2 separate regions of the Homo sapiens genome follow, and region 1 is linked to region 2. The links are chromatin loops, found by intact Hi-C in ENCODE. Cell type or tissue: CD14-positive monocyte. All regions are shown on one strand. Each heading gives the region's core, and the rest is flanking DNA. Links, peaks and the distances in the headings are about the cores only.

What was found. Hi-C counts contacts between places; a loop is a spot of excess contacts. Peaks named below come from ENCODE experiments on the same cell type or tissue, not always from the same donor. Only the 100,000 strongest peaks of a DNase experiment are listed, where the experiment ranks them.
Region 1: it touches region 2 in a loop (2.1-fold over the local background); 4 of 110 quality-filtered maps call a loop at or near these places.

What each region holds. Positions count from the first base shown.
Region 1 is chr2:69,996,130-69,999,042 of GRCh38, reverse strand. PCBP1-AS1 (PCBP1 antisense RNA 1) reads left to right here. Exons shown (of 11, transcript NR_033872.1): 8 at 2,155-2,357. It also overlaps a transcript of ASPRV1 not described here. Among named protein-coding and RNA genes, the nearest start is that of ASPRV1, 36 kb to the right of the region's middle. RefSeq lists a silencer at 1,341-1,595. In CD14-positive monocyte, for the core only: no CTCF peak of the experiment used is centred there; a DNase peak (open chromatin) is centred at 1,572; H3K27ac peaks cover 472 bases.
Region 2 is chr2:70,053,407-70,056,319 of GRCh38, reverse strand. All of the region lies in intron 5 of PCBP1-AS1 (PCBP1 antisense RNA 1), which reads left to right. It also overlaps a transcript of ASPRV1 not described here. Among named protein-coding and RNA genes, the nearest start is that of PCBP1-AS1, 32 kb to the left of the region's middle. In CD14-positive monocyte, for the core only: no CTCF peak of the experiment used is centred there; no DNase peak of the experiment used is centred there; H3K27ac peaks cover 277 bases.

The DNA.
Region 1 (2,913 bases), core at 320-2,819, 58 kb after region 2:
AACTCACTGTCATTGACCTCCACCTGGGGCAGCCCCCAGTCCCTGGCCCAGAGACAGTCCTGTGGGCCCTCAGAGTCCCTGTGTCGCTGCTGCTGTTACTGCTATGGCTCTTGGCCTGTGCCCGACTGCTGACTGCCATCAAGCCCACTGTGTTGGGGTTTCCTGTCAGTCATGCCCGGAGCCCTGCCTCTAGCCAGTGCCCTCTCCCAGCCTGGTTTCTTTCGAGCATTTCCTGCGGGTTAGCTCTGGGGATCTTTTCCTAGCCTGTTCTTACCTGTGTTATTGCCAGAAAGAAATCTTTTTTTTTTTTTTTTGAGACGGAGTCTTGCTCTGTCACCCAGGCTGGAGTGCAGTGGCGTGATCTCTGCTCACTGCAAGATCCGCCTCCCGGGTTCACGCCATTCTCCTGCCTCAGCCTCCTGAGTAGCTGGGACTACAGGCGCCCACCACCGTGCCCGGCTAATTTTTTTTTGTATTTTTAGTAGAGACGGGGTTTCACCGTGGTCTCGATCTGACCTCGTGATCCACCCGCCTCAGCCTCCCAAAGTGCTGGGATTACAGGCGTGAGCCACTGCGCCCGGCACCAGAAAGAATTCTTCACAGTTGCTGGCATTTTTATGGCCTTTCCCCAGTTTCTTTAGCAGATGCATATTTTTCTCTGTTTCAGATTTGCTAGGTTCTTTTTTTTTTTAAGTGACTTTTTAAAGGATCTTTTCTTATTGGGGAATGACAAACATAAAGTCACAAATCCTAAGCATACATCTCAGTGAATTTTTACATAGGTATTCACTATGTCCCCACTACCCTGATCAAGAGACTTCTTTTAGCGTTAAGAAGCTATTGGTGGGAGGTTGGGTGGAGAGGGAAATCATAAATGTGTCCCCACACTGCTTTTTTTTTTTTTCTAGAACTATCAGGAAATGGTGTGAGGAGGGGAGCCACATATGAATTTCGGCTTTATAAAGGGGTATGGAGAGCACAGCGGTTAGAAGTCAGGCTGGTCATGAGCTGGTCCTGCCCCTCACTAGCCCTGAGACTTTCTATGCCTCAGTTTCAACAACTGTAAAATGGGAGTAGAATACAGCTCCTGTCTCATAGCATTGTCATGAAGATTACATGAGGCAGTGCACGTAAGTGCACAAAAAATGTCAATTGTTGTTTCTCTTGTTATTAATAACGATGAGGAAGAGGCGGCCGTAACCGTGGTTCTTAACTAGGAGTATGTGTCAGAATCACCTGGGGCACTTTTGCAAAAATACACATGCTTGACCCGGCCAGATCAACTGAGTCAGGATCTAGATTTTAAATGCCTCCCCAGGTCATTCTGTTGCTCATCTGTGGTTCAGTGCCATCGGGCTGGAGGTGGCCATGACTGGAAGCAGGGAAGCCAGCAGGCGGCCCCTGCCAGAGAGCAGGTGTGGCAGGAGGAGGACGCAGCTGGGGCAGGGCTGGCGAGGAGGAGAGCAGAGCTGACTTGAGGCAGACAGGAGAGGTGGCCAAGACATGGTGACTTTGCACAGGGGAGGGAGGAAGGAGGAGAAGCCCGGGGTGACTCACAGGTGCTGACTTGGACAAGTGTGGTGGAGGATGAGCCAGGGTAGGGACTACAGGAAGAGAAGTGGTGGGGGCAGGGCACAGAGATTGTGACAATTCCTTCTGGGCTCCTGGTGAGGATAAGTCAGTATTTAGATCTCTAGGCCTAGGTCGGTACTATGGTTCTGGGAGATGTTGGTGCGGAGGAGATGGATAAAGCCATGGGCTTGGTCATTGAGTAAAATGTAGAGGGCAGAGGAGGGCCAAGTTCACAAGCATCCTCCTCTGCAAAGGCCTGCGTCCATTTTTTTTTTTTTTTTTTAATAGACTGGGTCTTGCTCTGTCACCCAGGCTAGAGTGCAGTGGTGCGATCATAGCTCACTGTAGCTTTCAACTTCTGGGCTTAAGCCATCCTCCTGCCTTAACTTCTCAAAGTGTTGGAACTATAGGCGTGAGCCCCACACCCAGCCTCCTTGTGTGTCCACTTCTTATTCTGCCTTACCTAGAAATAGAGAAGAGCTTGTTTCTCATGCAATAACCCCTGCTGAGGACTGTTGGAAAATAAACTGTCCCCTCATCTGAAGATGAATAATAACTTTGGGTCATTTTCTTTCTTTACAGGTCACAGAATTTTCCACACTCCTTGACAGAGGTGCTTAACCCTTATCCATCAGCATTCTCAGACAGCACCTCCGGTTAGGGACAGTATCTGACCGTCCGACATCCCTGCAGCCCCCATGTGTCACACAGACTCAGCCTCAGGTAGATGGTTTCCGTAGATGGTGGCTTTCTTTGGACCCTTGACATCAACCAGTTACTATTTGGTAAGAACTTAAGTCATTCCAGTGCCTCTCTCAGAAGCATTTGCATTTAGAATTTCAGGTGTCATAGAAGTAATGAAAGACGTTGCATTCCTGAAGGAATGAATAAATTATTCATTTTGTTGTTCTGGAACATCACTGCCCACTAGAATTTACCATGATGATAGTAATGTTCTCTGTGCTGTTCCATGAAGTAGCTACTGGCCACATGTGGCTATTGAACATTTGAGATGTGTCCAGTGTGACTGAGGAACTGGATTTTTTCATTTTAATGAATTAAAATTGAATTTTTTTTTTGAGACAAGGTCTTACTCTGTCACCCACGCTGGAGTGCAGTGCTGTGATCATGGCTCATTGCAGCTTTGACCTCCTGGGCTCACATAATTCTCCCACCTCAGCCTCCCAAGTAGCTGGGACCACAGGTGTGTGCCACCACACCCAGCTAATTGTTTTTTTTTTTTTTTTTTTTTTTTTGAGAGATGGGGGTCTCCCTATATTGCCCAGGCTGGTCTCAAACTCCTGGGCTCAAGCGATCCTCCCTTGGCATCCCAAAGTGCTG
Region 2 (2,913 bases), core at 67-2,566:
CCACTTTTAAGTCTTTACATTTTGGTAGTCTTAGGTATATTCACATTTTGTGCAGCAGATCTCCAGAACTTTTTCATCTTGCAAAACTGAAACTCTGTACCCATTAAACAACAACTCTTCTTGCCCTACCCCTCCTTTCTCTCTGGTACCACCATTCTACTTTCTGTTTCTATGAATTTGGATACTTTACTACCTCATATAAATAGAGTTATACGGTATTTTTGTGTGTGTGATGGGCTTATTTTACTTAGCATAATGTGTTAGGGTTCATTCATGCTCTAGCATGTGACAGGATTTGTTTCTGGTTTAAGGTTGAATAATAATCCATTTTATGTATGCATCATAGTTTAGCCATTCATTCATCAATACGTTGCCTTTTTAAAAATTTTAATTTTTAATTTTTTTGTAGAGACGGAGTCTTGCTATGTTGCCCAGGCTGGTCTTGAACTCCTCACCTCAAGCGATCCTCCCGTCTTGGCCTCCCAAGTGTCAGGATTACGGGCATGTGCTATCACACCCAACCTGATACATTGCCTTTATAAATTTTTTTTTCTTTATTCTAAAAACCAGAAAAAACAAAACTGGATACATGTGCAGAACATGCAGGTTTGTTACATAGCTGTACGTGTGCCATGGTGGTTTGCTGCACCTATTGACCTATCCTGTAAGTTCCCTCCCCTCACCCCCACCCCCCAACAGCCCTGATGTGTGTTATTCCCTTCTCTGTATCCATGTGTTCTCAATGTTCAGCTCCCACTTATGAGTGAGAATGTGTGGTGTTTGGTATTATGTTCCTGTGTTAGTTTGCTGAGGATGATTCCAGCTTCATCCATGTCCCTGCAAAGGATATGATCTCATTGCTTTTTATGGCTGCATAGTATTCCATGGTTTATATGTACCATATTTTCTTTATCCAGTCTATCATTAATGGGCATTTGGGTTGGTTCCATGTCTTTGTTATTGTAAATAGTGCTGTAATAAACATACGTGTGCGTGTCTTTTTCTTTTTTTTGAGACGGAGTCTTGCTCTGTCGCCCAGTGGCATCAGAGTGTAGTGGCACGATCTCTGCTCACTGCAACCTCCACCTCCCAGGTTCCAGTGATTCTCCTGCCTCAGCCCTCCTGAGTAGCTGGGATTACAGGCGTGCGCCACCACGCCTGGCTAATTTTTGTATTTTTAATAGAGACAGGGTTTCACCACGTTGGCCAGACTGGTCTCAAACTCCTGACCTCAGGTAATCCACCTGTCTCGGCCTCCCAAAGTGCTGGGATTATAGGCGTGAGCCACCTCGCCTGTCCTGAGTGTTTTTTAAAAGTACTTTGCTTCACCTTATAAATGTGATCCTGAAAAGCTGGGTATAAACATTGTACGTATATATATGTATGTATGTATGTATGATGGATAGTTTAAGGGGTGGTTAAATAATATCTTAGTTAACTTTACAGCAAAGAGGAGACTCTTTTTTGTCTTGTGAATGATCCCCAACTTTATGTCTCAGATGTTTGTATTAGAGATTTTTCTTGAAGTAAAACCTACCTCTACTAGGAATGGAACCAAAAAGGGGGAGATGTGGTTATTTGAAATTGAAGATAGCTGTATATACCAGGACATCCCATCGTTTGTCTTACTTTACCCACTTCTCCATTTGTTTTACCAGCATCTCTGTTTTCCTGTTCCATGCACTAGAAATCCTGGAGCCCTCTTATTATTTTATTATTTATTTATTTATTTATTTATTTATTGAGACGGAGTCTTGCTCTGTCACCCAGGCTGGAGTGCAGTGGCGCGATCTCGGCTCACTGCAAACTCCGCCTCCCGGGTTCACACAATTCTGCCTCAGCCTCCTGAGTAGCTGGGACTACAGGCGCCTGCCACCGCGCCGGGCTAATTTTTTTGTGTGTATTTTTAGTAGAGACGGGGTTTCACCGTGGTCTTGATCTCCTGACCTTGTGACCCACCCGCCTCGGCCTCCCAAAGTGCTGGGATTACAGGTGTGAGCCACCGCGCCCACCTATTTTTTATTTTTTGAGACGGAGTCTCACTCTGTCACCCAGGCTGGAGTGCAGTGGCACGATACCGGCTTACTGCAACCTCCGTCTCCTGGGTTCAAGCGATTCTCCTGCCTCAGCCTCCTGACTAGCTGGGATTACAGTAGAGACGGGGTTTCACCATTTTGGCCAGGCTGGTCTTGAACTTCTCACCTTGTGATCCACCCGCCTCAGCCTCCCAAAGTGCTGGGATTACAGGCGTGAGCCACCGCGCCTGGTGAGCCCTCTTATTTTTATAACATGCTTCCTATGTGTTGATTTTGTTTTCCCTATTAGGGTAAATTTTTGAAGGCAGGAGGCATCTCTTATATCCTGTAGTGATGAGCATAATACGAGTTGTTCAATAAATACACATTTGGCAAAGATGAGAGAGGTGGAGAGAGAAAGAGGTTCCTCTGCTGAAGAAGTGTGATTACTTTTGGGTTTTGTCTACCTCATGTGGTACCCATTTCTAGCAGGGAATTTCTTCCACTTGCAGACCAAGTGTGTTGGGGACTTGAGATGCGTACATGAGTGTGATGTTTCCTGCTGAAAGCACAGGTAAGAGAGCTGAAGCCAGATTGGGGCCTGAAGAATCAGACTTGATAGTTTGTAGACTTCTGTGATAACCCTGAGGAGAGAATCTCAGGTTTCTATCCTCTGCTTAACAACAAGCCTGAATATTTAACTATAAGCAGGGCAGCTGGACCTGAATGTGCTTTAGGCGTCTTAAATTCAGTAGTACATAGTAGGAATGTTTGATAAAAGTGATTTTACTTTTTTTGTCAATAGTGTATGAAAGCACTTAACACAGAGCCTGGCTTATAGTTGGTGTCCAAGAGGTGACAGAGAGTATGTGAGAAATGTTTTGAAGTAGTTGAGTCT